Linked DNA regions of Mus musculus: region 2 is linked to region 1. A link is a loop called in an ENCODE intact Hi-C map of the cell type or tissue named here. Cell type or tissue: left cerebral cortex. All regions are shown on one strand. Each heading gives the region's core, and the rest is flanking DNA. Links, peaks and the distances in the headings are about the cores only.

What was found. A loop is a pair of places that touch in the nucleus more often than their neighbours do. Peaks named below come from ENCODE experiments on the same cell type or tissue, not always from the same donor. Only the 100,000 strongest peaks of a DNase experiment are listed, where the experiment ranks them.
Region 2: a loop joins it to region 1, with 2.1 times the contacts of the local background. A loop is called at or near these places in 3 of 42 quality-filtered maps.

The regions. Positions count from the first base shown.
Region 1 is chr1:144,673,289-144,690,249 of GRCm38, forward strand. No RefSeq gene overlaps it. Among named protein-coding and RNA genes, the nearest start is that of Rgs18, 94 kb to the right of the region's middle. In left cerebral cortex, for the core only: no CTCF peak of the experiment used is centred there; DNase peaks (open chromatin) are centred at 9,055 and 9,547; H3K27ac peaks cover 836 bases.
Region 2 is chr1:144,421,817-144,438,777 of GRCm38, forward strand. No RefSeq gene overlaps it. Among named protein-coding and RNA genes, the nearest start is that of Rgs21, 140 kb to the right of the region's middle. In left cerebral cortex, for the core only: a CTCF peak has its summit at 9,877 (motif pointing right); a DNase peak (open chromatin) is centred at 9,870.

The DNA of each region.
Region 1 (16,961 bases), core at 5,812-13,811:
TCCCAATATAGAAAGTCTTGCTTGGTTATAGGAGATGGGTGGTTCAGGCTCCATATGCCCCATTGCTAGGCATCTTCTCTAGAGTTCCTGGGAGTTTCCATTATCCTAGGATTCTAGCTTGTCCCAGAGATGCCAACTCCCATCTCCATTCCATGTTCTTTCCCAGTACTCTCTTCCTCTGTACTCTTCCAATCTGATCCCTCCTATTTCCATCACCCCCCCTCTGTTCATTCCCTATGTCTATTATATTTCCCCATTTCAGAAAGGTTATAGCATCCCCCTTGAGCCCTTTTGTTACTAAGCATCATTGGGTTTGTGGATCATACCATGGTTATCCTTTACTTTATGGCTAATAATGACTTAAAAGTGAATTCATACCATGTTTGTCTTTCTGGGTCTCAGTTATCTCACTCAGTATGACTGTTTCTAGTTCCATACATTTGACTGAAAATATCATGATGTCATTGTTTTTAGTAGTTGACTAATACTCTATTGTGTAAATTTTCTTTATTCATTCTTTGGTTGAGGGACATCTAGGTTGTTTATAGTTTCTGGCTATTACAACTAAAGCCAAAATGAACATAGTGGAGTAAGTGTCCTTGTGATAATGAGGAGCTCCTTTTGAGTATATGTACATGAGTAGTTTGGCTCGATCTTGTGGTAGATCTATTCTCAATTTCCTGAGAAACTGCCAAATTGATTTCCAAAGCGGCTGGACAAGTTTTCACTCCCACCAGCTGTGGAGGAGTGTTCCCCTTGTTCTACAATCTCAATAGCATGAACAGTAACTTGTGGTTTTGATCTTAGTCATTCTGATAGGTATAGGATAGACTTTAAATGTTCTGATTTGCATTACTCTGATGGCTAAAGATATTGAATTTTTCTTTGAGTGCTTCTTAGTGATTAAAGATTTGTTTGTTGTCAATTCTCTGTTCATATATGTATGTCATTTTTAAATTGGGTTATTTGGTTTGTTGATGCCTAGTTTTTTGAGTTATTTATACATTTTGGATATCAGTCCTGTGTCATATATATGGGTTGTGAAGACCTTTTCTCATTCTGTAGTCTGCTGTTTTATCCTTTGTAGTGGTTATTCCTGGTTGTCAACTTGACTATATTTGGAATGACTACAATCCGGAATTGGAAGGCTCACCAGTGACCCTTATCTGGAGGCTTGGAGATCCTTATCTGGATCTTGGTTTGAAGATCTTAAGCCATAGTGGCTATGGATTCCAGAAGATTGAATCTCTGAGTTTAAGGAACACACCTTTAATCTGGGCTACGCCTTTCATCTGGGATTAAAGGTGTGGTGGGACACACCTTTAATCTGGGCTACACCTTCTGCTGGAGACAATATAAGGACATTGGAAGAAGGGAGTCTAGCTCGAGCTCTTGCTCCTTCACCTGCTTGCTGCGTGAGACTGAGTAACTGCTAGATCCTTGGACTTCCATTCACAGCTGCGACTGAACCATTGTTGGGAATTGGGCTGCCGACTGTAAGTCATCAATAAATTCCTTTACTATCTAGAGACTGTCCGTAAGTTCTGTGACTCTAGAGAACCCTGACTAATACAGAAGTTGGTACCAGGAGTGGTTCTAGAGTAACAGAAGTACAAGGATGAATCTTTTAAAATACTGGAATTGGCTTGTTGATCCACCAGCACTTTCAACTATTGAAACCTCTCCAGACTCTCTCCCTCCTGGGAGCTCAGAGAATTTTGAAGACCCATGGTTGAAACTATATTCCGAACTTAAAGAAGCTAATGACCTTGATTTTCTTAATGAATTAGGTGATTCAGTGCACAAAGCTTTCTACAAGATGGGGAAAAAATCGGAAAATGATTTTACTGGCTGGCTGCTCTTAGTATCTGTGGAAAAAATGATGAATGAAAGGAAGGAGTTGTGTGATAAAATCGAAAGTCTCCAGACACAAGTAAACGATCTAAAAGTTGCTAAGTGTGTCCTTGAGGAGAATCTTCTCTCTTGTAGCAATAGAGCTCAAGTTGCAGAAAATCAAACAGAAACTCTCATTGTAAGGTTGGCTGAACTACAGTGAAAATTCAAGTCTCAGCCTCAGAGTGTGTCGACAGTTAAAGTAAGGGCTCTAATTGGCAAAGAATGGGATCCTACAACATGGGACGGGGATGTGTGGGAAGACCATGTTGAAGCTGAGAATTTTGAATCCTCAGATTCTCAAGGGTTTGCCCCACCTGAGGAAGTAGTACCCTCAGCCCCACCTCTTGAAATAATGCCTTCCCCACATGAGGAAATTAATTTTGCAGAGTCTGCTCACGGCCCACCAATAGTTTCTTCTAGACCTGTAACCAGACTCAAAGCAAAACAGGCTCCTAGAGGGGAGGTAGAAAGTGTAGTCCATGAGGAAATTCGCTACACTACTAAGGAGCTTAATGAGTTTGCTAATTCATTCAAGCAGAAACCTGGTGAATATGTGTGGGAATGGATTTTAAGGGTGTGGGATAAGGGTGGAAGGAACATAAAACTAGAGCAGGCTGAGTTTATTGACATGGGTCCTCTGAGTAGAGATTCTAGGTTTAATATGGAAGCTCGCATAGTTAAAAAGGGTGTCAAAAGTTTGTTTGAATGGTTGGCTGAGGTGTTTATCAAAAGATGGCCTACTGGAAATGACTTGGAGATGCCTGATATTCCGTGGCTTAGTGTTGATGAAGGGATTTTAAGACTTAGGGAAATTGCAATGCTAGAGTGGATATATTGTGTAAAGCATAATTCTCCACAATGGGAAGGTCCAGAAGATATGCCTTTCACCAGCTCTATAAGACGCAAATTGGTGAGAGGGGCACCAGCACATTTGAAGGGTTTTGTTCTTTCCCTTTTCCTTGTGCCAGATCTTAGCATTGGAGATGCTTCTGCTCAATTAGATGAATTAAATTCACTGGGTTTAGTTGGATTCCGAGGTAACAAGGGCCAGGTGGCAGCATTGAATCGCTGGAGACAAGGTGATTCTAGTTATTATAATGGACAGCGTAGACAAAAGAATGTTTATAATAACATACCCAGTAATGGTCAGCACAGGAGAGGTGAAATTTATAATGGCATGACTCGGTTGGACCTTTGGTACTGGCTAACCAATCATGGTGTTTCCAGGAATGAAATACATAGGAAGCCTACTGCATATTTGTTTGATCTGTATAAGCAGAAAAATTCTCAAACAAATGAAAGAAAGGCTACATTAGATCGTGGTAAACAGCCAAATGAAAGAAAGGCTACATTAGATCGTGGTAAACAGCAATCTCGGCCAGTGAATCAATTTCCAGACTTGAGACAGTTTGCAGATCCAGAACCCCTTGAATGAAGGGGTGGCCAGGTTCCGCTGAGGAAGGATCTTGATAAGACACTCAAAGGTTTTGCTGTTACCCTTTCTCCAGTTCTTCCCCAGAGGGACCTACGGCCTTTTACAAGGGTAACTGTACACTGGGGAAAAGGAAATAATCAGACTTTTCGGGGTCTGCTGGATACTGGTTCTGAGTTGACACTGATCCCAGGGGATCCCAAGAAACATTGTGGCCCTCCAGTTAAAGTAGGGGCTTATGGAGGGCAGGTGATTAATGGAGTTTTGACTGATGTCCGACTCACAGTAGGTCCAATAGGTCCCCGGACACATCCTGTGGTGATTTCCCCAGTTCCAGAATGTATAATTGGGATAGATATACTCAGAAATTGGCAGAATTCTCATATTGGTTCCCTGAACTGTAGAGTGAGGGCTATTATGGTTGGAAAGGCCAAATGGAAGCCTTTAGAGTTGCCTCTGCCAAAGAAAATAGTGAATCAAAAACAGTATCGTATTCCTGGAGGAATTGCAGAAATTACTGCCACTATCAAGGACTTGAAAGATGCAGGGGTGGTGGTTCCCACCACATCTCCGTTTAACTCTCCTATCTGGCCAGTGCAGAAAACAGATGGATCATGGAGAATGACAGTTGATTATCGAAAACTAAATCAGGTGGTAACTCCAATTGCAGCTGCTGTACCAGATGTAGTTTCGTTACTTGAGCAAATTAACACATCTCCTGGCACCTGGTATGCGGCTATTGATCTGGCAAATGCCTTCTTCTCAGTACCTGTCCATAAGGACCACCAGAAGCAATTTGCTTTCAGTTGGCAAGGCCAACAGTATACCTTCACAGTTTTGCCTCAAGGATATATTAACTCTCCTGCCCTGTGTCATAATTTAGTTAGAAGGGATCTTGATAGTTTGGATCTTCCACAAAATATCACATTGGTGCACTATATTGATGACATTATGCTGATTGGATCAAGTGAGCAAGAAGTAGCAACCACTTTGGACTCATTGGTAACACTTATGCGTATCAGAGGATGGGAAATAAATCCAACCAAAATTCAAGGACCATCTACCTCAGTGAAATTCTTAGGAGTCCAGTGGTGTGGGGCATGCAGAGATATTCCTTCTAAGGTGAAAGATAAGTTATTGCACCTGGCCCCTCCTACAACCAAGAAAGAAGCACAACGTTTAGTGGGTCTATTTGGATTCTGGAGACAACACATCCCTCACTTGGGTGTGTTACTTAGGCCTATTTACCAAGTGACTCGGAAAGCTGCTAGCTTTGTGTGGGGCCTGGAACAGGAGAAGGCCCTTCAACAGGTCCAGGCTGCTGTGCAGGCTGCTCTACCACTTGGACCATATGACCCAGCAGACCCGATGGTACTTGAGGTGTCTGTGGCTGATAGAGATGCTGTTTGGAGCCTCTGGCAGGCCCCTGTAGGTGAATCACAGAAAAGACCTTTGGGATTTTGGAGCAAAGCTCTACCATCATCTGCAGACAACTATTCTCCCTTTGAAAAGCAGCTCTTGGCCTGCTATTGGGCCTTAGTGGAAACTGAACGTTTGACAATAGGACACCAAGTTACTATGCGACCTGAACTACCCATCATGAGCTGGGTACTATCAGACCCTGCAAGTCATAAAGTGGGACGCGCACAGCAGCAGTCTATTATCAAATGGAAGTGGTATATACGTGATCGGGCCAGAGCAGGTCCTGAAGGCACAAGCAAGTTACATGAAGAAGTTGCTCAAATGCCTATGGTTTCTACTCCTGTTACAATGCCATCTGCTGCCAAGCATGCGCCTACAGCCTCATGGGGTGTTCCCTATGATCAACTGACCGAAGAGGAGAAGACTAGAGCCTGGTTTACTGATGGCTCTGCACGTTATGCAGGCACCACCCAGAAGTGGACAGCTGCAGCATTACAACCCCTTTCTGGGACAACCCTGAAAGACACAGGTGAAGGGAAATCTTCACAGTGGGCAGAACTTCGGGCAGTACACATGGTATTACAGTTTGTTTGCAAGAAGAAATGGCCAGATGTACGATTATTCACTGACTCATGGGCTGTAGCCAATGGATTGGCTGGATGGTCAGGGACTTGGAAAGATCACAATTGGAAAATTGGTGAGAAAGACATCTGGGGAAGAAGTATGTGGATAGATCTCTCCAAATGGGCAAAGGATGTGAAGATATTTGTGTCCCATGTAAATGCTCACCAAAAGGTGACTTCAGCTGAGGAGGAATTCAATAATCAAGTGGATAAGATGACCCGTTCTGTGGACAATCAGCCTCTCTCCCCAGCCATCCCTGTCATTGCTCAATGGGCACATGAACAAAGTGGTCATGGTGGTCGAGATGGAGGTTATGCTTGGGCTCAGCAACACGGGCTTCCACTCACCAAGGCTGACCTGGCTACAGCTGCTGCTGATTGCCAGATCTGCCAACAGCAGAAACCAACACTGAGTCCCAGATATGGCACCATTCCTCGAGGTGACCAGCCAGCAACCTGGTGGCAGGTTGACTACATTGGACCACTTCCTTCGTGGAAAGGACAGTGTTTTGTTCTTACTGGAGTAGATACTTATTCTGGTTATGGATTTGCCTTTCCTGCACGTAATGCCTCTGCTAAAACCACCATTCACGGACTGACAGAATGCCTTATCTATCGTCATGGTATTCCACACAGTATTGCTTCTGACCAAGGAACTCATTTCACAGCCAGAGAAGTACGACAGTGGGCCCACGATCATGGAATTCACTGGTCTTACCACATTCCCCATCATCCTGAAGCAGCTGGTCTGATAGAAAGATGGAATGGCCTTTTGAAGACGCAGTTACAGCGCCAACTAGGTGGTAACAGCTTGGAAGGCTGGGGTAGAGTCCTTCAGAAGGCAGTATATGCTTTGAATCAGCGCTCGATATATGGTACAGTTTCACCCATAGCCAGGATTCATGGGTCCAGGAATCAAGGGGTGGAAAAAGGAATAGTTCCACTTACTATCACTCCTAGTGACCCTCTAGGAAAATTTTTGCTTCCTGTCCCCATAACTCTAGGTTCTGCTGGCCTAGAAGTTTTGGCTCCAGAGAGGGGAGTGCTCCTACCAGGAGCTACAACAAACATTCCATTGAACTGGAAGCTCAGACTTCCCCCTGGTCATTTTGGGCTTCTAATGCCCTTAAACCAACAGGCTAAAAAAGGAATAACAGTGTTAGGAGGGGTGATAGATCCAGATTACCATGGGGAAATTGGATTAACTCTTCACAATGGTGGTAAGCAAGATTATGTCTGGAGTGTAGGAGATCCCTTAGGGCGTGTCTTAGTACTACCATGTCCTGTGATTAAAGTCAATGGGAAACTACAACAGCCTAATCCAAGCAGGATGACAAAGGATGCAGACCCATCAGGAATGAAGGTATGGGTCAATCCTCCAGGAAAAGAGCCAAGACCTGCTGAGGTGCTGGCTGAAGGAGAAGGAAATACAGAATGGGTAGTAGAGGAAGGTAGTTATAAATACCAATTAAGGCCACGTAACCAGTTGCAGAAACGAGGATTATAAAGTAATATGAATGCCCATTGTAAATTTACAAATGCGTTTGCGATTGTACGAGGAATAGTTATATCATGTTAGGCGTATTTACAACCTTGTTATTGTTTCATGTGAACATGAGATATTATTTGTGTCAAGTTGACAAGGGGTGGATTGTAGTGGTTATTCCTGGTTGTCAACTTGACTATATTTGGAATGACTACAATCCGGAATTGGAAGGCTCACCAGTGACCCTTATCTGGAGGCTTGGAGATCCTTATCTGGATCCTGGTTTGAAGATCTTAAGCCATAGTGGCTATGGATTCCAGAAGATTGAATCTCCGAGTTTAAGGAACACACCTTTAATCTGGGCTACGCCTTTCATCTGGGATTAAAGGTGTGGTGGGACACACCTTTAATCTGGGCTACACCTTCTGCTGGAGACAATATAAGGACATTGGAAGAAGGGAGTCTAGCTCGAGCTCTTGCTCCTTCGCCTGCTTGCTGCGTGAGACTGAGTAACTGCTAGATCCTTGGACTTCCATTCACAGCTGCGACTGAACCATTGTTGGGAATTGGGCTGCCGACTGTAAGTCATCAATAAATTCCTTTACTATCTAGAGACTGTCCGTAAGTTCTGTGTCTCTAGAGAACCCTGACTAATACATCCTTCAAGAGGTTTCACCCAGTATCTGATGGAAACAGGTACAGAGACCCATAGCCAAAAATCAGGTGGAGCTTGGAGGGAAAGGACTGTAGGAGACAGAAGGGTCAAGAACACTGCAAGAAAAACAACATAGTCAACTAACATCAGTCCTTACCAGCTCACAGAGACTGAATCACTAACCAGGAAGCATGCATGGGACTAACCTAGGCCCTCTGTACATACATTACAGTTGTGTAGCTGAGTCTTCCTGTGGGACTCCATACAGCAAGAGGAGGGATTGTCTTTGACTCTGTTGCTTGCCTCTGAATACCTTTCACTCTACTTAGCTTCCGTATCTCTCCTCAATAGGAGATGAGTCTAGGTTTCCTGCAACTTGATCTGCCAAGGCTAGTTGATATCTAGGAGAGGCTTCCTTTTTTTCTGAGGGAAAAAAGAGGAGGGAGATGGTGGGGAGGATGGAAGGAAGGAACTAGGAGGAAAAGATGGAAGGGAAGCTGAGCTAAAGATGTAAATAATAACTTATTAATACCAAGATTTTAAGAATTCATAGACCAATGTACATTAGGAACATAGCTATTATCTCAATTCTCAGTAAAATTCTTACAAAGCAAATTCAAGAACATATCAAAGTGTTTTTCCATCATGATCAAGGTGACTTCAACCACGAAATGCAAGGATGATTCAACATACATAATCCATCACATAAACATACTAAAAGATAAAACGCACATTATCATCTCATTAGATGAAGAAAGGGCCTTTGACAAAATCCAACCTTGCTTTATGACAAAAGTCCTGGAGAGCCTAGGGATACAAGTGACATATCAACATGATTAAAGCAATCTTCCCTGCTTTTCATTCAGAGATAACAGTTCCAGTGATAATTATGTACAGGAAAAATGACAATGAGGACAGATCTTTCTCAATGTGACATGCATTTTTCTCCAGACACAATGGAATTCTAAAAAAAAAAAAAAAAAAAAAATCAACAACAAACTATAGTTAACTCTTTCAACTACACTACTTTGGGCAAAATATGTGGAACATGTATCCTTTCTAAATATGAGACATGATTAAAATTTACATTAAAAATTAGGTGAACCACTGACTTCCTAAATACATTGATAAAAGGCATTAAAGATCACAAGTTATTGTATGCATCTAAGAATTTTAAGATAATTATTTATTTCAAATTTGATGTAAGTGAAATATGTTTATTAATACATTTATACTTTGAAAATGCTATATTTATGTGTTTTGTTCTCTTACAAAGAAGAACCATTAACATGTGTCAGTATTTTTGTCCTTTATTTTATACTGAGGACTCACTGAATTACATATAGTTGTGAGGCACACAGTTTGCATTAAAATAACTTACCTTACTTTCTTTTTTTATAACTAATCACACATTTTACTAACGAGTTAAAAGTACAGGAGCATATGGTATAAACTATTCTGAGATAGTCATGTACGTGTCTCACAGTCCGTCATCTACCACATTAAAATTAGACTTGGTGATTCATTTTGAGATGTGTATAAGAATATTTAACATAGAATGAGCAATTTTGTGACGTACGCATATCCATTTCCTTCGATGAAAATTACAGATGGTTCGGGTTGAAATCTAAACTGCACCAAACTCTCAAATGATCATTTATTTTTCTGTCCATTCATACTAACTGGGTTTATCCCTTGCTTTCATCCACTATTTCCTATTTTTCCCCTTCTTGCATATTTTGAAATAACTATTCTTCAACTTTCCTGAATGGGCTGCTGCATTGATTTCAGTAGTTTTAAAATTTCATTTCTTTTAAATTTTATTCTAGTTTGATGCTTTGAGAATCTTATACATGTATAAAATTATCTACAATGACCACATGTAGCACAGTTTTTCTCTTTAACTATATATACACAGTTTTTGTGCTGATCAGAATTGATTTGGGGACTACAGAGACATATATCTTCTTCTTGTTTTGTTGGCATGTTTCAATCTGGAGTCTAAGTAGAACCAGATGGCCTCTTCACCGTCAACAATGTATGGACAGGTGTTTGAGATTATGTGAATTGTTGGACTTCCCTAGCTGGTTGTGACACTAAGTACAAATAAATAGCCATCTTCCTATTTTCTTTGTCTTCTCTCAAATGGATAAAGGCCTTCTCTGTTCTGCTGCCTGGGAAGATGACGAAGTCCTATGGTTGGTGTGGTACTGGAAATCCTGTGTTGTCTTTGGTGCTGACAGTCCACTGATGCAAGTGTAGAAGAGAGGCAAACCAAGACTATTTTTTTTCTACACTTGCTTGATGATGTAGTCTGTTTATGATCCAATATCATTACATCTGGCTAATGTTTGTTTAGAAAACCATACAAGTTCATACCTTTGAAACTACAAGACCTTCTGTCTATATGTGTGAAAGGTCTGTCTTCAGGCATTGGCTTAGGAACAATTGTGAAAAAGATGTACCCAGTATTGAGTCTGGCCATGCTTACTTCCAAGTTGACTTCCCAGGTAAATTCCTGCTTTAATGTGTCTGTATTATCTTCAGCCAGTGAAGCCTTACTCTGCACTGAATTTCATCAGCTTCATAGATAAATAGTAGAGATCATTCTTTTACTGAGCTGAATTCTTATGGTTTGAAACTCCCAGCTGCAGAAACTAGTGTGGTCTTAGCACCATGTAGTAGTGAAAGGAGTTGGCATGTGATGATGGCATGGAGAAGTTCCAGCTTTTACCTAAACTCTGAACAAATTCTAATATTTAAATTAATTTTTCATATAATATATGTAGATTATATTTTTTCTCAATCACTAACTCCTACCAGGACCTCCTAGCATCCTTATTCTACCAACTCCATGTTTCCTCTTCCTCTAAAAAATTAAAACTTAAGGCCAAAACAAAACAAAACAAAAAAGATCTAAGGAAGCAACCAATAAGCCAATCCAAAAAAAGTAAGCAAACACCAAAAAAAAAACCCCAAAAAACCAAAAAAAAACAAAAAACAAAAAATGAAACAAAAAGCCCTCCAACACAAAATTGAGAAAGAGGCGTCACTTTTTCTGTTGACAAACTATTTTTGGGCATAGGGTCTGGCCTGGAGTGTAGTTTATATACCTAGTGATATCCTATTGAAGAAAACAGATGTTCCCTGTCTAACCAGGTATTAATTGCAAATAAGTTTTTGGTTGGGCTTGGGTCTTTGTGTCTATTGCCTCTGCTCAGTGCTGATATTTTATCAGATTTGAACCTGTATAGTTCTTGTGAGTGATGTTATAGTCTCTGTGTTTTCATATGCATGTCAGCCCAGTTTGGGGTAGAAGATGCTGTGTCTTCAAGTCATCTTCCACCTTCTGCTCTTGCAGTCTTTGTGTTTCCTCTTGTACATATTTCTGAGACTTGAGGGAAGGAGCTTTAGGCATTTCATTTAGTATTGATGGCTCCAAAGTTCCTCACCCTTCACATTATTTATTATCCTCTGTGTTAGTTCCCATATACTGTAAGAAGAATGTTCTCTGATGATAACTGAACCATGTACAGACCCGTCACTATTGCAATGTGTCATTAGGAGTCATTGGATTGTTTTGTTCCTTTACCAGATTCACTGTAGTTGGGTTTTCCTTAAGACAGGGACCCATCTAATCTCAGGTCCTTAGTCACCTTGGTACTTACAGGCACGAGGTCCAGAGGTTTCATATTCATTCAGTTATTTGAACACAGAGGTTGTACAGCTTTACCTAATGTTGTCACTTAATTCCATGTAGTGCTATGTATAGTGAAGTCTTTATGTCTGGCTCCGAGTGAAATGTTTCAGCAAAGCCTTTGATATGTTTGGGTCAATCATTTGAAGCTGTGAAAATCTTTTGAGACTAGAGAATCTGCACTTGGTGCTATGTGAAAACTTGAGGCTAGACCAACCTTGGTCCTAAGACACTCATAGCAAACCTGAGTTCTTACTTTTGATTATGGCTAGCCATGGTCAGAAAGGGACTGAGATTTGTGTGAGTTTGACTGCTCTCATGGGCAGCAAGGGCAAAATAACTTTGGCAGTTGGATTCTTTCCCGGCCCCAATTAACCTTGTATAATGTTTGAATAAAATTACTGGAGTAAGCTAGCTGGGTGTCAGTCTCTTCCTAGCAGGTTGAACTCTGCTCCTTTGGGGCATAGCATCTTGGCTAGCTTTTCTCTGTACTGCACCACCTATGACCAACTTCAATCATTAGTTCCATATTTCCCCACAAAGCAATGTTTAGTTCCATGTTCTGTTCTATAGGGCTTGGGGAAATGTGATGATGTTGCTTTTGCTAAGCTATTTTGTTTTATTCTTATGTTAAACTAGATACTGTAGTGTCATAGCTGGTTTGTCTCTTGCTGTGATAAAATAATTGAACAAAAGTAAATTAATGGAGTATTGGGTCTATTTAGTCTCACAGTTTCAGGTTATATTATATTATAGCAGGGAAGTCACAGCAACAGAAGCCTGATTGAGCTTATCATATCATATCCAACTTTCTCTCTCTCTCCCTCACTTCTCTCTCTCTCTCTCTCTCTCTCTCTCTCTCTCTCTCTCTCTCCCTCCCTCTCTCTCTCTGCCTCTCTCTGTCTCTGCCTCTCTGTCTCTCTCTGTATCTCTCTCCTTTTCATCCAGTCTAGAACCCAGGCAATGAAATGGTGCCAGCCACATAGCCACATTTTAGGCAAATCATGCCTACCTAATGATGTTCGGATCAAGAAGGTATTTCAATAAATTGTCACAGTACAGCCTAATCTAGACAATCATTCATTTATACTTGCTTCTCAGGTGGTTTGAGAGTTTGTTCAGTTGCATCTGAAATGAGTCATCATGTGTTTCTTTTTCCACAGTTTCCTTATCAAAGTGGCATTGTGCATGTGACTTAGTAAGAACAACTCTGATGGCTTTCTTTCTTTCTTTCTTTCTTTCTTTCATTCTTTCTTTCTTCTGTATTAATCTACTACTTGATATATTTTCATTACTTTCATGGAGAGGTGCTGAATACAGATGAATACAGAATCAGATAATAAAAATATACTAATAGTTAATGCCAATATGAAAGAAGCAGAAAGGAATATAGAAAATTTTCAAAAAAGATGCATTGAAAAGACAAATAAAATATATTAAGGCTCTCTGAAAGGAGGATATAACTGTGGTTTAAATTCAGATAAGGTTAGAAAAGGATTGTAGACTGCTCACCTTGAGTGATATGAGGAATCAAAAGCTTTGACACCTGAATTGTCAGTTTATTCTTTTCCTGTAAAGATTCACAAATCTGTGTAGAAATGTTCCTGTAAAAATGTGCAATACAGACCTAAGTTTTTCACTGGGATGATAATTGGAATTTTACATCATCTATCCATCTTGTGAAACGGGAGTAAATGACCGTACAAACTCCTGACAATTTCTAAATAAATTTATAGGACTTATTTTCATTTAAAATTATCTACACACACAAAACCAAATTATAGATTGTCTGAAGATAATGAAAGCCCTTGGTTCCTTTTTATTGAAGATAAGTTAGCTAGCTTTCTATACCACCACAATAGTTTTAGTATCTATTAATCATACTGAACGTCAGCGTTTAAAACACTTCACATAATATAATTTTACTACGGCACAAATTAATGTTTAGAAGTCTTTAACAACAAGTTCATAAAATATATGGGAATGTGGTACCATTTTGGAAACGTAAGGGTAATGTGACCATTAAGACTCATTCATGCTAATACCCTGGCTCTTCTCAGACAGCATCTACTCATTATGTGAATTACTTTACTGACTTCTCTCAGCTGCTTCAACCGCTAAACCATTAAATTCGTTTTTATTCCAGAAATATATTTCTTGCAAAATTTTGTATAACATTCACTGTGAGTGCATCTTGTTTTTCTTTTTGGAGGTTGTCATATCATAAACAATACATTAAGGCAATAAGTACATTAATGATATTCTTCTTTCTTATGTGTTTTAACTGCAATACAGCATGCTAATTACCATGAAACAAGAAAATAGAGCTGGGCAAGTGAATATATTTGAGAGACAAGTGTAAATATTAGCTTCACAAGCATAACCAATGCCTGCGGAAGATTCTATGTCTTGGACTTTGTATGTTGAATGTACCCAAGATGGCTTTAGGCAGCACTCTCCAGTGCTTACATTTATTTATAAATTTACCTATTTACTTGCTTGATACTGTACTACTGCCTTCTTTATTGTCAGGTTTCTCTACAAGAAAATAATGAATACATATAGCAGCAAAAAGCCTGAGAATTTAGTTCAGTGCCAATATATGTTAGAATACTGAAGATATAGGCTCCAATGCCAGCAAAGGAAAGGACTTGCCAGAGAGAACAGGAGCGTAAGTACAGCTCAGGCTTCCCTTTCGTAGGCTGTCACTAGATAGTATGGCCCAGATATGAGGTGGATCTTTCCAGTTTCAAAGATAGGGGTTTAAGGTGGGTCTTCCCATTTAAAATCAGTTTTTTTGTTTGTTTGTTTGTTTTAATTCTTCACAGGTGTACCCAACTGCTTGGGTTTTAGTTAATTCCAGATGTAGTTAAGTTGATAGCTGCTACCAAGAAGTCATCACATCTTATTAGAAAAGTATTTTCAAAGGGAATTTCAAAATGCTCCAAAGAGGAATAAAAGTAGATCAATGAATTTTTGTACTCTTGCTATCAAATGGCTTAAAAACTGAACTTTTACTTTAAAAATATAGTGTTTTAATATTTTTTCTTATTTTTAAAACATTACTGCAAACGGTCCTTTTGGGACATTAGTTACAAGAGTTTAAATAACTTCTTAATGAAATTTATTTGGAAAACAGATATGTAAAACATTGTTAAAGGATTTGACAAAAAGGAAAAAAAAAAGGGAAAGAGAAGATCAATCCATGCTGTACTTACTTTCATATTCTTTTATGTTTAAAGTTATCAACTTATTGTGATTTCCCCTTTAGATCTTATAAATCTCCTTTTAATGTAGTAAACTAAAAAGTGAGTTTTCCAGATAATAATCGCTACAATAATTGTTGCACTATCTTTTGAAAATCATCATGCTAAACATAAATGTGTATTTCTTTGATTTTTTTTTGTTAGATAGGTTTTCTATAAGTAGAACAAAAAGCTATTGGCTATGTAGCTGGCACAAATATTTTATTTGCTGTATTATGTACATGGACTGCCTGGGAGCAATTTGGAGATGGAGAGGAATATACAGTATATTTATTTTAAAGTGCATATGGGAACAGAATGAAGAACGCAGCAATGGGCAGGTGTCCAGCTGTGAAACTGTCATGTTGACAACTTCTTCAGAGCCTGGTCACTTGACTTCTCATGGTACTATGAATTGGCACTTATAATTACAGGAAGCCTCCAATTGTTTTGTACTCTTTAATGGGTCAATCGTTTGAAGCTCAATGACTCCCATGGTATCTTCAGCCATTGCAATCGCTAAGCAGCCTAAGAGGAATAATCTTTTAGATGCTGCTGTTTTTATTAGTATTCACTGAAAATAGGGCAATAATTAGTTTATTGTCAAAGAGTTCTGGTGTATATTAAATTCTCCACTTCAGTCTAGTTTCTTCCAAATTCTGAGAGAAATTTGTCTAGGATTTAGGGGAACCCTCCTTCCTGGAGAAACAGCAGAACAAGTAGGAAGAAGCAGAGTTTTCTTACCTGAATGATAGATTCACATACACTTTTACCAGCAACAGTCCACCAATGAAACAATCCTGCTTCCAGGAACTGCCCAAGTCATTTTTGTCCACTTGAGTTATTTTATGTCATTTATATGATATATGATTTCTGGTGGCCATTAGTGTACAAGATTGAAGTCTCTATATTTTGTGCCCACTCATATAAAACCACTTTAGAACGTTTTATGCCCACATAACAACCCAAATCACACCCTCTTGGCCAACTAAATCCTTCAACTAATCCTATAGATGTTTCGTTTTTAATAAAGCCTATAGATGTTTCTGGTTTTGCCTATTTCCCTTCCCCCCCTCTTCAAACCTGCCTTTGAGTTGGTCCCTAGTCTTGTTTGTTCAGATGGTTTTTCTTTTCATTTGCATATAAGCTGTAGCATCTGTGTTATTTTTGACACTTCCACAGTTTCCTTTCCTACAGTTGGTGATGGCAGATCCTCCCATGAAGCAATAGGCATGATCTAAGCTACAGGTACTAGTACCACAGTGGTTGCAGTTGTGGAGGTCAGAGATGATGCTGTTTGCCTGTACACTTAGGTTTTGCTTTCGTTGAATAGATGATGCAATTCTTTTCTGAAGTGTTGGTGGTTTGTTCCTTTCTAACTTATACCTTGGTTCTTTGCTGATAGAATCTATCTTAATATAATCTGTTGTTCTGGTCTCACAGTAATGGAGTCTTTCACCTTTTAATAGTCTTTCTTGGGATGCTGAGATGACTCAGTGGGTAAAGAGATCTGTTATGAAATACTTTGGTGTGAGTTCAATCTCGGAACCCAAATAAAAGTGAAAGGGAAGAACTGACTTTACAAGTTGTACTCTGACTTCCACATACCTACTTAGAAATAGAAACTTGGGTATATATGAAACTTCTGAATATGGGCTTAAATTAATATCATCATGCATTTGACTATATAGTTATGTATCATCCTTCACTTAATTTTTTTCAGAAATCAGATAAATAAACTAAAGAATAGCATAATGGAAACCCATCAAAATGGTGTCGTTTAAGTGCTTAAGATTTACTGTTCTTTTTCTCATTTTTTAAAAATTTGACTTATCATAATTTTAAATCAAGCAGTTTCATAGCTTTAATTTGTTTTACACACTGTTGGTTTGACTCTCAGATCAAAGATACAATGCAGTTGTCTATTAATTGTGGGGTATACCAATACAAAGAGCATGTTTTTTAGTATTTAGAGATATGGCAAATTATTTCATTTGACTATCCAGAGTCCATTTCATATTTCCAGAACCAGGACTCCATATCCTGGGTATATTTCCATATCTTGTAAAATGTTTCTATTCACACTGGCAATTAATTGGTGATGAATGTCAAGATCTTCTTGTAGCCATACCAACTAAAACAGCTTCAGTAAGTCCTTGAAATGTGTAGATAATCTTACCTTCTTAATTATGTTGTTTGAGTAACTGCTCAAAAGTCCCTTTAAGAAATAATATATTTATTAATATATATGCATATGTATGTATCAAATCTCTATTTTGGTACATACTTCTTGTTTGTTTTTTTCTCTTTTCATATAGTGTGATAGAGACATTTATGATGATCAGGAACATCATGAATAATGACAGAAGCAAAGACATCGGTGCATTTATCTGAAAGAAATTTCATTTATTTTTCTCTCTGAAGCATCACACACAGAACTGTTAACCTCCACTGCAGGGTTACTTGGAAGTGTTGGAGAACATCCTTCCACCTGGCTAACATTTC
Region 2 (16,961 bases), core at 5,090-13,089, 250 kb before region 1:
AACCTTAGAAGGAAGAATGATAATAACGGATGGAGGACCATTCTTTGAATCACTAGACCAAAGAAATTGAACATGACATAATAGCTTCTTGTTTTTGCCAGAGACTCACTCTGGCTCCTCAGAGAGAAATTCAATCATTTCTGTTTTGGTCAACTCTTTATCAGCTGTTTAAATTACTTGATGAATGGCTCTAGTGAATATCCTGGGGCCTGGAATTTTTATGAATAGCTTAGGGTGCTTGTCAGTGTAATAGAAGAGCTTAGAATATTTGGGCTGAGCATATTTTCCTTGCCAAATCTTGTATCCAAAATAACTTGTAATGAACTCATGTGCCTAATTGCTAGCTTTCAAGAGTTGCTTTCATTTCCATTTCTGTATTTCAGTAAAACAGTTCAAATGAGACCATGCTGAGGGTGAAACACATTAAAATTATATTATACTAAGATTAATCATTACTTTTGAAGTAGATGATGCTATTTTAAGACAGGAATATATATATACAGTCTTCTAGCTTTTTGGTTTCTTAAGTTAAAGATAATGTTTATTTGTAGATGTAGTACTAAATGATTTAAATATCCTGATTGATTTAATTTTAATAAAAATAATTGCACTGGATTTATAATTAATAGTTCTGTTTTATAGATGGTGTAATCTTGATTTGCAGAACTTTGAAAGTCACCTGAGGTCACGGAGCTATAAGAAAACATTCTTGAAATTCTAATCAAAGCCTCAGAACCTACATTCTTCCCCCAATATGCCAATTTCCCAAAAACTACCTACAAGTTGGGATTGTGTGTGTGTGTGTGTGTGTTGCAGAGGAAGTTTTGGGAAATGGAGAGGACAATTTAGTAATTATCCATGTGTTACTAAACAGAACAACTAGAACTGAAAGTGCTCATATTCAACACTTTGGATCACAGCCAATTAAAAATGTTTAATGCACATGGCATTATGCTGTTTTAGTTACAGTGTGCAAGAGGGGATTCAACTAAGCAAGGCCAGAGATAACTCAAAAAGGTGCATATCCAGCCACAGCCTCTCACTGAGAAGAAAGCCATAAATCTGGTGTTGGATCTTTGGAAGACATAAGAGATTATTCTACATTCAATCTACTTCTGTCTCCAGAAAAGCAAGCCCAATGTTTTCTGCAGCTGGGGCTGACATCTTTTCCTCTCTTGTGAGCCTAAGGTCCTCTTTTGTGAATTCGTTGTATTATCTCCACCCATCTCATTCTCAAGCATTTTAACTTCTATCCACTTAACACTTTGTCTAACATTCATTGTTCAGAGTGAAGAAATTCAGGGGATGACCTTGAGATAGACACCTTTATTGGGGGTTGTTTTAGAATCTACCATCCATCCAGGATCCAAATAGTCATGGTCAAGGTATATAGCACATCTTGGAACGTTTCTGGGACCAATTTCTTCAGAAAAGAGCTAAGGACAAGTTGATAATTAACATGTCACCTACAAATTGTTCTTTTGTACATATTTCCTTATAAATTCTAGACATATTAATAGATTTTCTCAATTATGTTTGCAATCGATACAAATAGCTAATAAATTTTTGTGGTTGTATAGTTGAAATTTTCTATTCATAATTAATTATTTGATAAAATTACGGTAATTATTTTTATCTTAATTATATTATCTTAATTCACATAAAGATAAAATTATACTTCATGTATTAAATATGAAGAAATATTATAAAGATCATGAATTTAAATATGCCCAGTCAAGTTTCTAAACCTTGCACCTCTTGTGTAGAAATTTAGGAATTGTAAATTTAGGTTCTCTCTCTCTCTCTTTCTCTCTCTCTCTGTCTCTCTCTGTCTCTCTCTGTCTCTGTCTCTCTTAATCTCTCTCTCTCTTTCCTTCCTTCTTTCTTGGTTTTATTTTGACTTATTTTTTTCATACACAATATATTTATACTATTCTTTCCCTGTCCTAACTCCTCCCACATCCTTCTTGATGTTCTCTCTCAAAACAAAAACAAAATAAGTAAATAAGCAACCAACAAGACAAGAATTAACCAAACCAAACAAAGAGTAGCCCTTTCAGCTCCAGATAAAACATATGTTGTCCAACTTCTCCTGAGAATGAGATTTGCTTAGAATGTGGTTAATATACCCAGCGATACTTTGTTGGAGAGCAGATTTTCCATTTCCCAATAGGTATCAATTATGAAAAGCTCCCAGTGCACCAATTTTGTCTGGTTTGACCTATGCAGGTCATCTGAAGCTGTCACAGTCTCTGTGAGTTCATATGTGTATCAGTTTTGTTGTGTCTGGAAGACACTCTTTCCTTGGAGCCCTCTACCAACTCTGGTCCTTAAAATCTTTTCACTTCCAACCTCAGAATTGGTCTTTGTGCCTTTAGGAGTGGGATCTAATAAAATTATCCCACTTAGAACTGAGTGCTCCCTCCTAGTCTCTTACTCATTGCTCATTGTGTATTAAGTAGCAGGTGTATCTCTCTTTAAAGAACAAAGGAGTTTGGAATTAAACTTAAAAAAGACATAAATTATTTCCTACTGTTCCTGTTTTTTCTGTTTATTTGACTGTAAAAATTACCTAATTTGTAGAGTGAGATATACCTTTCAGATTTAAAAGTGTTGGTGCAAATAACAGGGCACATAGGCTGTAAGGGTTCAGTCTCCCTTGATATATGTGGTTTGTGTGTCTGTTATCTTGACTTAGTGATGGCATGTCCCTGATGGGCTATTTGCTGAGTTCCCCTCACTACCAAGTATCTTTTATTCCCACCATGTTCCTGTGACATTTTAATATGGCCAAGCTCTGCACTGATCCTCCCATAGGAAGGAAAATGACCTGTTGGAGGAGAAGGGAACTAAACTGGGGATAAAAGTGATTTGTGATTAGCTGAGCTTTCTCAGAAAACGCGATATCCAGTCACAGTGTGTGTGTGTGTGTGTGTGTGTGTGTCTGTATGTATGTATAATTTATTTCCTTTGTTAATGTTTGACATGTTTTTAAATGAAAGGTTGTATTCATTGGTTTACTCTTTAATGTTTATTTATTTGTTTGTTTAATTGTTAGAATCCAAGTTCAACATGCCTTTTCATTTTTATTACAAATAAATTGTTTTCATATTTTATATTTAAAAATGTACAGTTCTTTTATGTTATGTGACTGCAAAACTCTATTACCTGTATTTTCCTACCTGCTGATCTCCGAAAGTGTGCTGTGAATTGCCTTTTGTACTAAATTCTTGCTGAACTTTGGATCTGAATAGCTCAGAGACAGCTCTATGCTACTCATTAGTGGAGTGTTTTTAAGTCCATGGTGGCAGGTAAAGGAGAGTCTTATAAAATATTCATAAGGAGTAGAATAAACTGGATTAGGACTTGCAAGTGTGCCATAGAATTGTACCACAACTTTGAGATAAGTCATTTAACCCTCAACCCTCAATTTCTTCAGTAGCAGAAGGGATATGTTAGTATTTGTTTTCTGAAGTGGTTTTGAATTTAAAATATTAATGTTGGTCATTTAGTACATGATACCACTTCTGGGTGATTCAGAACTACTATTGTTTTTCTTAGTATATTATGTTCCCTTAAGAAATAGAAATTCTATTAGCTAACTAATACATTTAGGGGAAAGGAGTCATTCATTAATCAACTAACGTATAGATAATTATTCTTGGATTATTTTTCATGATGCCACAGAATGCTAGACATTACGGTGGCAGAGACTTTATAACTCAGCAGATGTAGGCTTTGACCTTTGGTGTCATCAACTATTTATAAATTTTCCCAAGAGACTCAAGCAGGCAGTAGGAGGAAGAGACGGGTTAGTCGGATTGCATTTCTCTTTCCCACTTCTACTAATGAAATCCTTTTATTTTTATCCTTTTTTGGGTTCCTCTGAAAGATTTCATTCCAAGTACTTTGCAAAAATAAGGTATGAGTACTTAGTAAAGAAGCTTACTTCTAAATCTGTCCCTAAATCTTGCAAGTTTGTAGCTCTAACAACAGAAAGAATTGTATACTTAAAGAATCATCACATAGGATTTTAGATCAGTGTTTCTTCAACCTTCCCTGTGCATTGGAATCACCTTGAGAGATTTAAAAATCTTGATGCCCAGGTGGCTCCCAGACCAATTATATCAGGTCTCCACAGGTGATTCCGATGAGCAGCCAAAGTTGGAAACCACTGGCTTGGCAGGAGGGAGAGGTGACTTCGATTTAAATTGGGAAGAAAATGCTTATGGAGAAAGTAGGATTTGACAGATGGGCTGAATGTTGATGAAGAAAAATGGAGGCATCTTTGTTGATATAGAAATATTGGCTTGAGAGAGAAAGAGTATGTGAGAAGAGAAATAGAGGGAGAGGGTGCGAGGGAGAGGGGAGTGTGGGAGTATAAATGAAAAGTGTAACAAGACATTAAAAATTTATTTCCCAGAAAAGACATGGAGTTGGGTTAGCAGGGAGATAAATAGGATCTGGGGGAGTTGGTGGAGGGGAAACTATGTTCAGAATGTATTGTATGAAACATTTTTTTTCAATATAAAACAAGAAACAATTTACTTTGGTGGCTCCATCACTTGACTCCTGTGAAAATGTGATTAATGTAGTTAATCTCTAAATATCTGTTTCTTTACCTGCAAATTGGGAGATAAAGGGGTCCATTGACAAAGTTTAATATAGTCCAAATGGGAAAATTAATACAAAGCATATCGTTCAGCATCTCTTCAGTGGGTGTGAATTAAATTGAGCAGCTGGAATATAAACACCTAGTGGAAGAACAGAAACAGGAGTTGGTAGCCCTTTCATACCTCCTCAGAGCTGTAGCCACAGAGAGCCCCTAACCCTTATACCTTGTCTCCCATTCACATTGTCACTAACTTTCCCCTTTCTGATTTTCCTCATGGATTTACTACTTCATGATTGATACCCTTAGCTCTAAAAATATGTAAGCTGCATTTGCCCCAGGCAGTACCCCAGTGCCACTGTCTCAGAACTTTTTAGGAACACAAGGCAATCATATTGTATGTTTCATTTGCAGTTAACTCTCAGACTGTTGCAAAATCAGGTGTGTTTGCAGCTGGCTTTTCCTCTGAGTGAGAACCATAAATCCAAGTGAAGATGCCTCACCAGAAGACTCATGTAGAATAAAACAAACAAACAAACAAACAAACAAACAAAGAAGGGGGAAGAACAAACCCTGGAGGGAACATCTATTCTAACAGATATGCAAAACACAACAAAGAAATGAACAAGATATGACAGAAGAAGCCACTGCAACACCTCTAATAACTCTCAGCTCCTAAGTATCAGAAAATGAGATAACAAGATAATCAGGGTTATCCTCAAAGAAAAGCCAGGCAGCAACACAATTATAGAATTCTAAACCAACTTCCAAAGTAAATATAGACAGACATTTTCAATGAAATGTTTGCAAATTGAATTAACATTACTCATAGTCATAGGTAGGTTGGTTTTATTTCAGGGACTCAAGGTCATTTCTAGATATGCAAATCAGGTGTATGTAATATAACAGGGTTGATAATATTGACAGAAATCACACCATCTCCATAGATTTATGAATGGCAGCTGATAATGTTCAGTTCAGGATACCTTTATCATAAAAATTCCAAAGAACATAGGACATTGTGCTTTATTATAGTTAACACATGTATATAGTGGTGTGTGTGTGTGTATGTGCATGTGAGTGTGTGTGTGATTGTGTGTGTGTGCGTAATTGTGTGTGTGTGTGTGTGCTTATGAGTTACAGTGTATGCATGGAGGTAAAAGACAACTTTTGGGAGCTGGTTCTTTGACTCAAACTCAGAACATCAGACTTGTTTGCAAATACTTTTAACTTTTGGGACATCTTACTCAGTTAAAAGCAATAACTTTTCTAAATCAATCACAATCTCATCAAGACAGAAGTTAAGAGAAAGATCCTATTAAGATCTTCAGAACAAAAACATCTAGCAATAAATCCAACCAAGGAATTGAAGTGCCTCTACACTGATAACTTTAAGATCCTGAAAAAGAAAGTTGAATAAGCTAGATGATGGAAAGACCCTTTAACCTATTAATTAGCAGAATTAATATTATGAAAAAACTATATTATCCAAAGCTGTATATATATTCAGCACAATTCCTATCAAAATTGCAATTAGATTCTTTGTAGTAGTAGTAGTAGTGGTGGTGGTGGTGGTGGTGGTAGTAGTAGTAGTAGTAGTAGTAGTAGTAGAAATAATTTAGTCAGAGTATCAAAGACCCTGAATTGTCAAAGCAACCCTAAAGAGCTAAAACAACATTGGAAATATCATGATTCCTGAATTCAAAATATGCTAAAGAAACATAGTAACAAAACAGGCTACTGGAATACATCCAAATATGTAGATCAATAAATACAGGAATAAAATAGAAGAGCCAGAAATAAACACATAGAGTCACAGCCATTTAACTTTTGACAGAGCAGTCAAAATCATACATTAGAATGAAAAACCTCTTTAGCAAGTGTTGGGGAAAGTGGATATTTATGTATAGAAAGGGAAAACTAGATCTATTTATCTTTTAAAATTTGATTATTTGGAAATCTCCTTTCATGCAGCCTGATTGTACTCACCTCCCAGTCTTCCCATGCCAAAGAGGCCTTCCCATCATCTCCCCTAAATGAAAAAAAAGGAAAGGAAAGAAAGAAAAAGGCAAATCCATATGCTCACTGGAGGATGGTCATATTCTTAGTGGCTAGCCTTCCTATGGAATGGTGAGTCTTTTCCCACTTGTCTCTACCTGTAATTCCTTCCCCCAAGAAGCCATCAACTGAGGAGAGCTCTGCTGTGCCTGGAGAAGAGGCAGGCCCTGCTCTCCTGTGACCAACATGACTTCCGGTGGAAGTCCTAACCATGGACATGGCCTTTGGTGGTAACAGAGGCCACAGACATCAACCTGTCTCTGGGCATATCAGAACCACGGATTTACTCATGGTCCTCAGCAGCTCCATGGACCACGGGCCTCAACAACGCTTCAGGTGGCTGCACATGCCATTCACATCACCACAGCCCCAAGGACATCATGAACGCAACAGTCTGTGGCACAAACTACATAAGTCCACCAGGATCTCAGGCTTTATGGTGGCCTAAGGCAGCAGCACGAGGCACAAACACCAACATGGCCTCCAGTAACATCTCAGACAACTGCAGTCCTCCAAGGAGGTCCAATCCAGAAAGTGAACATTTGCTAGGGAGATCCCATCACCGGGTGGCAGGTGCAGAGTTTGAGTCCGATAAAGTTAAAATGGATAAAATTTTGAAACAAAATACATGGAAAAAACTCTCAAAGGGACAGGCATAGCAGAGAATATTTTTTGAGAAGGACTCCAGGAATGTAGAAAAATCAAACAGGACTTGATGAATGGAACATTATGAATAAAAGGCCGCTGCAGAGTGGAGAAAATAGTCACTGTAGTGAAAAGACACAGAAAGGGAAAATGGTCGGCTAATCATATGTCATCCAGGACTGATCTCTAGACCATAGAAAGAAATACAAAATTTAAACAGCATATAACCAAATCTTCCAATTGACAAATGGGCTAATGAACTGAATATATAGTTTTCAAAATATTAAAGTGGCCAGTGAGCACCACAAAATAATCAGTATTCTGGGACATCAAGAAAATGCAAGTTAAAACGGCCATGGGATCCATCTCAGCTCAGCTTTCATGGCCAGCATCAAGAAAACAAATGATAACCAATGCAGGTCATAATGTGTGGAAGCAAGAATCCTTAATGGATCCTGATGGGAATGTAAACTTATGTAGCCGCTATGGAAATCAGTGAGGAAGCTGTCTGAAATGCTAAACCAAGAGCTAGCTTACAAAAACCCAGCTATAACACCCATGGATACACAACCTAAGGACTCAAAGCTCTGTCACAGAGGTACCAGCAAATGCATGTTTATTGTTCTATATTTGCTTATTCATAATAGACAAACCTACATGGCTATTCATCAACATATGAATGGATAAAATAAAATCTCCCACATATACACAGTAGAATGTCATCTAGCTACAAAGAAAAAAAAAGGTGTAATCAGAACATTTGCAGAAAAATGCTTTGAAATGGAAAGTCATTATGTTAAGTGGAATAAGCAAAGCACAGTAGAGCAAGTATTGCATGTTTTGTTTTGTATGTAGAAGTTAGATTTTAATTTTCATGAATGTATTGGGATCTAGGTCATGAAGTTAGAATGAGGACAATGAGAAGGAAATAAGAGAGTGTAATGGGTAGAGAAAAAAGAGTAGTGGAACACAAGTACCATGAACTTGGAATGGAGTTTGGGATATTCAGGAAGGAAGTGTGAAAGAATAATGTTGAATAAAGAATATGTGATAGTTCTGTGACAAAAAATTGTTACTTTGAATGCTGACTTAAAAAAAAAAAAGAGTTCCTCATTGCAAGTTCTTGCACAAACTGTGATCAAGTGATACTGGGTTTTATCAAGTAGAATGTTCCATTGGCTGCAGTGTCCTCAATTCCCGAGAGACCATGCTCTGTCCTTAGAACTACAAACAAGACTCCAGGTAGTTCTGTTGAAATTCCACATGCAAGGGACTAAGGAAGAAAAGGATGTTTAAATTGAGCAGAGTTCTACTTCGTACTACTCTAATAAATGTTGGCAGGATGCTTTCGTGTCTTAAATTTTAATGTAGGTAATTTGTTGAGATATTGAAATCTGTTCTGCAGATCCTAAAATAGTTCTTCATCTAGATTCAAAATCTCATGACAGTCATAGGTAGGAGTGAATATAGTACTTAATATCTTGAATGTAGAGATACACTACGAAGGATAGTTTTTCAAGCAAATTTGTTTTGAAATTTCTCAAACAGAAGCATTTAATATACATTTGCTATAGCAAAATTGACCTGAAATTATATCAGGTGATTTTGAAAGACCAAGGCATAATAAAACACACATGTATGTATGTGTCTTTTATGAATTAGCTCAATTTTTATAGAGTCAAGGATAACTCAACATAAATTCATTTTCTATTTCAGTATAATTTTTATCAAGTACCTTAGTCAGACCTCATATTTACTTAAAAGTTTTCCCACAGTACCACTTTCTATACCTTCATTATGAACCTTCCAAAGTTTAATGCAAAATTTCTTTCTAACAGTGAAGTCATTGAGTAAAATATACTAAATCAATGCTGCTCATTTCAAGAGTTTTAATTCGTCCTTAGGCAGAAAGGCAGCACTGTCTCTAGCAGTGCAGTGAGAAGCTGAAGCCACTGTCCACTGGACTCCCCTGGGATGCCAAGGGACTTCTGAGGTCCATGCGCAGAGTTTCACCTATTTCATAACAATTTAGATCCCCTGATTAGCATATGTGACAATTCGTTAATTAAATAATGATTAAGCAAGAAGAATGTATTCCTATTTTCTATTCTCAGGGATATTCTTCTATTGTCTCACCAAATCAGTGAAATGACTAATCTGGTTTAATGCAATGAGACACATTTTAGTCTGAATCAGAAGTTGTTTAAAATAAGATATGCTTTTTGGGTCTATTAGGTGTTCTACCCTAGGTATCTGGCATATGCATATGTATATGCGCTATCCTGGATAAAAATGTACTTTTAGCATTTGTTTTGATGAATGTACTTTCCAAATATATTTCCTGGGTGTGATCATTGTTATTTTGTGTCTTTCTGAGACAGGATCTTACTATATTGCCTTCTTGGCCTAGAGCTAGTTATATAAACTAGGATGTCCTCCAATTTACGGTGATCTTCCTGCTTCTGCCTCTTGAGTGCTGGGATTAAAGGCCTGTGTATATTATTTGAACTTACTGCACAACAAAATCAACCAGTATCAGCAGGATGCTATATGAAAATAGGTCACAAGGTGGTAGTAGAGTATTTGTCATGTCCTATGCAGCCACTACAAGCAGCAGCATGGTAACATTCTTTTAAAATATTTATTTAGATTTATGTGCAATTGACTTAAAAGCAAATTGAAAATTTTAAACTTCAAACATTTTTCTGGGCATCATGTTGCTTTACAATATAAGAGTACATTGAATGAACACGTTAGAAAACAAAATGTAGATGAAGTCAGAAATAAATCCAAGGAAGGGTTGTATAGCAGCAGTTCAGTTGGCAAGGTGGCGAAAAGGTCATCTTGATTTGAAGAAGAAAACAACAACAACAACAACAGAAATGCATGTCGCATGTCTACATATGCACAGACATCTGTAGGTACTGATATATATTTATGCCGTTTGCACATATTATATGATGTTTGCCTCATGTTTTCATCCCATAAGCACACAACATGTGTTTTCTTCTGTGGAAGCAAGCTGTTCAGCTTTGGGCCTCACTGCCTTTCACATCCCTTACTAGACTTGCTCAAAAGTCCTTTGATTCCAAAACCCCTCCTGACACCTTCCCAGGCTGTCTCTTTCTTGCTTTGTTGTTTCTGCCTGATATGTTATTGGACAATTTTAAGGAAACTATGTCTTTTAGTGCTTGTGTTTATTTTTCTTCCTTGCTTGTGTCTTATTTGCCTTTAACTACAATAAAAATACTACACAAATGAATGTCAGCCTTTCCAAGGGAAGGGGTAATATGAAAAGAGAAAAAAATGCATAAGGCCATCTTTGTTTTTTCTGGAAGTATGGAAGGAATTTTTAATTTATCACAGTCTCATCTCATATAGATGAGCATTATATATATATATATATATATATATATATATATATATATATATGTATGTATATATATATAATATAGTATGTATGCAGAAATATGTCTATAGTTTGTCTATAAAACAGAACTATGTATACATATAAACTACTGTTTTTAATCTGTGGTTCAATAGTTAACATTTTCTATAAATGATGAGATCAGTTTTCTATAAATGATGAGATCAGAGATTACATATATATCAGATTATATATATATATGTATATATATATATATACATATATATATACATATAATCATTAGGTAGTTATTATTCTTCTATTCAGGTACAGGTAGAAGAAACTTAAGAGACAAAAAGTTTCGGTAAATAACAATTATCTTAGTAAATTAACTTTTGCTTATTAATTCCTGACATTTCCCTGTTCACTGCAAATATGAACTGTAGCAGAGAAAACTAGACTCAACACTGATCTTCCATATGCTGGTTGGCACTCCCTCCTCAGCAAGCAGTTTAGATTTTAATTTTTTTAAACCCCCTGTTTACAAACCTTCTGCTTATTTTCAAATGTTGCAGCTATGCTAAAAACCAGAGCCAAGGAGAGTTAATTTTCAAGATCCAAATGCTCATGCTAAATAAAGATACAGTGTCTGTCTTGGACATAGAAGGATTAATAGATATCTTTGCGAGATGAGCAGTTTCACAGCAGAAAACATGTTTGAATATATTTTTGTTATATAAAATGAATATTTATTTCACTGGTAATACTATCAAATGTGACAGCTTAATTTATATTTTTATGGCAGAAAGTAGAGTTGGCCAAAGTCTCACTTCTGTTATATACAGTGCACTGAAGAATATACAATCATGCATACACACATGTGTATGGACAGTTGTTAGTTGCCTCTACTAAGACCTCAGAGATCTTGAAACTAGAGAAGCAACAATTTTGTATATGTGAGGCCCTGGGTTTAGTTTCCAACATCACGCATCCCTGAACAAAGATACCTCTCCCAACCCATAAACTAATAAAAATACAAAGTGCTTTAGAGAATTTAGAGACAAGGGATCTTGATACATTTTTGAGCCAACACAGAATGTCTCCAGATGACTTCAGGGTGGAATGGAACTACTATAGACAGTCACCAGTGTCCTTAGTATCACCCTTTAACCTTTTAACACACTTTCTTATGCATAATAAGATGTATCCAAGCTCTTTGGCATAGAAAATCTAGGAGAAATACAAACATCTACCTCCTCAAAGGTCATCCTTTGTTTTCTTAGACCTACTGAAAAATATCCATTCTTCAGAATCTTTTATATAGATTTAAACTACTTATACATCTACAAACACACATATCTAGAACCTTTAATGCTTGTACATAAACCATTGAACTACATTCAGATAACTTTGAATTGCTTTGTATTCAGACAATTTCACTTATTACCCCTACAAACAACTGTAAACATGTTGTGTAATCCTTGTGATCCTGTTCTTGCTTCCCACCATGGATTATATAGACCCATTTTAGTCATTTCATTCTTGTTTTACATTATCTTTTAAAGTCTGTCTTTTCAGGAGTCATGTATCATTTTAATGAGCCATTTTTATAGGTCTTCCAGCATACTGCGAATTTGGCTCATATTAGCGTTGGGTTTTAGACATCTCAAAATAGAGCAGGAATGAATGATTTATAAAGTGTCCTCTCTTTTATAATGTTACCTTCCTCTGCATGCACTGCTAACTGGATTTTTTGATTAAAACAATATTAGGCACTGTGATGGCTATTCCTGGTTGTCAACTTGACTACACCAGGAATTAAACCCAAGCAGCTGGGTATTTTTCTTATTAAATCATTTGATATGGGAAGATTCCATCCTAATCTAGATCCTCTGAGGTGGGAAGCTACACCTTCAATGCAGACCCTGAGGCAGACTATCCTTTAATCTGATCCGTGCCTTGTGTTGGCAGCCTCTGTGCATATCATGGAAGAAGGAAGATTGCTCTTGCTCTTTGTCTATATTCTATCACACTGACTAAGAAACCTATTCTTTCACTGGCATTAGAGCCTACATCAGGATCCCATCACATACTGAAAACTAATTAAGTCATCTAGCCTCAGGGACTGAAATGCTACTGGATTATTGGAACTTCCTTTGGTAGACAGCATTGTTGGACTAGTTGGGCCACAATCTGTAAGCTTGAAATAAATATAATAAATGTGTAAATACATAAATATATATTTACATATATATTTATATACATATTTACATACATAGGTATACATATATTCAGTCTATCAGTTTTATTCTTCTGGTAAACTCTGACTCATATACCCCCTTAGGGTGGGAGAAGAACAAAGTGTTTTCATCTGAATCTTTTATTTGTTGTTGTTGCTACTTTTAGCCCCCAGTAGAGAGTTTTCATTTTCCTCACATCAAATGAGTTTCTCTCTTTTTTTTATCATACCACAAAGGAAGAGAGAATTGAGGGCCCACTCTTAGCCTAGTCAATCAACAATGATTTCTGTACCAATGTACCAAAGCATGGGGGTCCTAGAGAAGTTATTTCTGTTATGTGAATAGAAAGAGAGCCTGAAGTCACTACTACTGAAGAGGCATACAGATTTCCTTAGACCATCAGAAGAAAGGAAAGATGAGTCCCAGGTAGTGTTCTGGAATCCAATGTACCCTGTAACAACTATAACGACAAAGACCCCAGTTCTATGACCTCTCTGTGATCACAGTGTCCTTAAGGCTTGCCAATAAACTTAATAACCTCCTTGCTTTGCTCTGTGAACTGGCTGGTTTTGTGTGTCAACTTGACACAAGCTGGAGTTATTACAGAGAACGTTGGGGAAATGTCTCCATGAGATCCAGCTGTAAGGCACTTTCTCAAGGGGTCAAAGGGGTCGGGCCTAGCCCATAGTGGGTGTTGCCATCCCTGGGCTGGTAGTCCTGGGTTCTATAAGAAAGCAAGCTGAGCAAGCCAGGGGAAACAATTCAGTAAGCAGCACCCCTCAATGGCCTCTGCATCAGATCCTGCCTCCAAGTTCCTGCCCTGTGTAAGTTCCTGTCCTGATTTCCTTTGATGATAAACAGGAACGTGGAAGTGTAAGCTGAATAAACCCTTTCCTCACCAACTTGCTTCTTATTCATGATGTTTTGTGCAGGAATACCAACCCTGAACCCTGACTAAGACACCACATCTTTTATTTCTTGAATTGATTGATAAAATGTAACTATCACCTAGATAGCATCAACATGATCAAAGAGAGCCAGGTGGAAGATGTTTTGCTTCCTTGACAGCCTCAGATGCTATGTGAATTCACCTTCCTGTACTTTTTAAAAAATTGGTTATTTTATTTATTTATATTTCAAATGTTGTCCCCCCCTTCCCAGTTTCTCCTCCACAAACTACCATCCCATCCCCTCTCCCCTTTTGCCTCTATGAGGGTGCTCCCCCACCAACCCACCCATTCCTGCCTCACCACTCTAGCATCTATTTACACTGAGGTATCAAGCCTCCACAGGACCAAGGGCCTCCCCTCCTATTGATGTCACATAAAGCAATTCTCTGCTACATATGTAGCAGAAGCCATGGGTCCGTCCATGTGTACCCTTTGGTTGATGGTTTAGTCCCTGGGAGATCTGGTTGATATTATTCTTTTTATGGGGTTGCAATCCCATTCCACATCTTCAGTCCTTCCCCTAACTCTTTCACTGGGGTCTTTGGGCTCAGGCTGATGGTTGGCTGCATGCATCCACATCTGTATTGGTCATGTGCTAGCAGAGCCTCTCAGGAGACAGCTATACACGGCTCCTGTCAGCAAGCTCAATAATGTTTGATAATAGGGTTTGGTGTCTGCCAGTGGGATGTATCCCTTAGTGGGGAAGTCTCTGGATGGTCTTACCTTTGGTCTCTGCTCCATTTTTTTTTGTCTCTGCATTTCCTTTAATCTTGGGAGATAGAGGGAAGGAGGATCCTTGGAGGGAGAGGAGAGAGGGAGGGAATCAGGGGGGGGGGTAGGATCATGTATGGGAAGAACCAGGAGATCAGGGCTGAGGGTCAGGAAATTGAACAGAAATATGTAGCAGTGGGTGATGGGAAACTATGGGTAGCCATTAGAAAGTGTCAGATGGCAGGGAAGCAAGAGGTTCCCAGGAGCCAACGGGGATGACATTAGCTAAAATACTCAACAAAGGGGAAATAGAAACTGTAGAGATTATCTTCCAGTAGATAGGCACAGCCTTCAGATGAAGGATAGGGCCACTCACCCATCTCTTCCTGTACTGTTTTGCTTAAAATATCAATGACTAAATCCAGCCTAGATCTCAAAGAAAAGGCAGTTAGATTTAATCTGAGATTGGTTGTCACGTTTCAGGAAGGTTTGGGGGAAGAAAGATATTATTGTCAGTTTCCAAAAAGGCACAATCTAAATAGAGCTTGTCATATTCTAAAGTGACCAAACCAGTTTTATCATTATTCAAAAGGGTGCTATGTAATGCATATGTATGATACTTTTGCATTTGCAGGATGAATAATAGGTCCTTAATTTAGTGTGCATTTTGAGCTCACCTCCTGAGACAGCGACCGAACAGCTGGTTCTTTTATCTTTCTATTTTTACTGTTTTCTTTTGTTTCTGGTCTATTTTGAGACAGAAGCTCTCTGTAGCTAAGCCTAGTTAGGAACTCAACAAGTAGACCTGGCTGGTCTCAAGCATGATGATCTACCAGCCTCAATTACTGAGTGCTTTTGAGGTATGGGTCACCAGGTGCAGCTGATTCTAAAATAGTATTAGTTGAATGGATATGACTGCTATGGTGATTGTACTCTCTCTGTTTTTTTGAGGGAGTATTTGTTTTATTCTCAGCCCCTAGTTTGACATGGTACCATTTCCTAGAATCTGATCAAAGCATTTGACCTCTGAGCTCACTAAAGTCTGTGGCAGATTCATGACCCCTATTTCATGGGTTCTGGTCTATATGTCTTTCCATGTCATTGGCAGTATTGAGAAGATCTCTTATGTTCTCTTGGTTGGTAAAGGCAGGATGCTCTTCTTATGACACATTTGAAAAACATCTTCATTGGAACTCAATTGTTGTCTCTCTTTTTCTGGTTCTCCAACTTCAAACCTCAGTCTCTGCGGTGCATCCCTTGCTCTTGGTTAGCTGTCTACCAAAACTAGATACATGATCTTATTCAGTACCAGGGCTTCGAAAATTATCTTTTTTTTATGCCTACCTATTGATTGAAGAATCATTAATCAATATCTAAAATTTTCAGTGAACATAATTATTGTTGAACTCACCTACTTTGCATCACTTTTTACCTGCCTAAGAACCTATCATGTCCAAAGGTTTCCTAGTCTGCTTTCCATACACCTAATTACACCCAGGAGCCATTCCATCTTCTCTATCCTTTTAGATGCCCAGTTTGATCATCTCATGATTCCTGTCTCCCCTTTCTCCTATTGTCTGATACAGATGATGGTTTCTTGCTGTTGACTTTGAAATGAGTATTAGTGGTCTTTGTAAATGTCTTTTTTTTTTTTAATTATGGGTCTTTGTGCTTTTGCTGACTTTTCTGTATTCTAATTTTAATTCTATCCTTTAAAATATTCACTAGACTAGGACACTATTTCTTTATTTGAAGTCTTCAAATCTTTGATGTTAAAGTTCATGTAATGGCTGTAAGCCTCATAAGAGCTCCTCAAGGAAGAGGCCAGGCCCTGCTCCTAAGGAATGCCAATTGCCAAGCTCTGCCTACAGAACACTACTGGCTCTAACAGCAGGACCCAGGCCCTCTAGAAGCAGGCAGTCAAGCTTGACCCTACTCTAGACTTTAAATCCAACCATCCACACCCTGGAGATCTCCACCACTTCGGAAAGCCCTGCTCCCCAATCTCAGCTTTTCTTCCAACAGCCACCCTCCTGCTTTTTACCCTCTCAATAAATGTCTTTTGTTACGTTTGGTTTGTATTGTGCCTTTGTGATACTCCCTGTCTCTCGACTGCCAGAATACCTTTCTCTTCAGAACTGTAACAGTTCCATTAGAGGAAGCCTTTCCCTGAGGAGCTGGAACATTTACAGCAACCTTCGAGACTCTGGAAACACAAATAGCCACAGCAGCAACTGGTGTTCTTTCTAGGTTTGTCCTAATCTTGTCATCAGAGCTGCTATGTTGCCGACTTTCTGGATGTTGCATCGATTGTTTCCTTACCTTCCAGGCAGCAAAATAAAAGTGACAGAACAGCTGGCTCTCTGACCTGTAGGTCA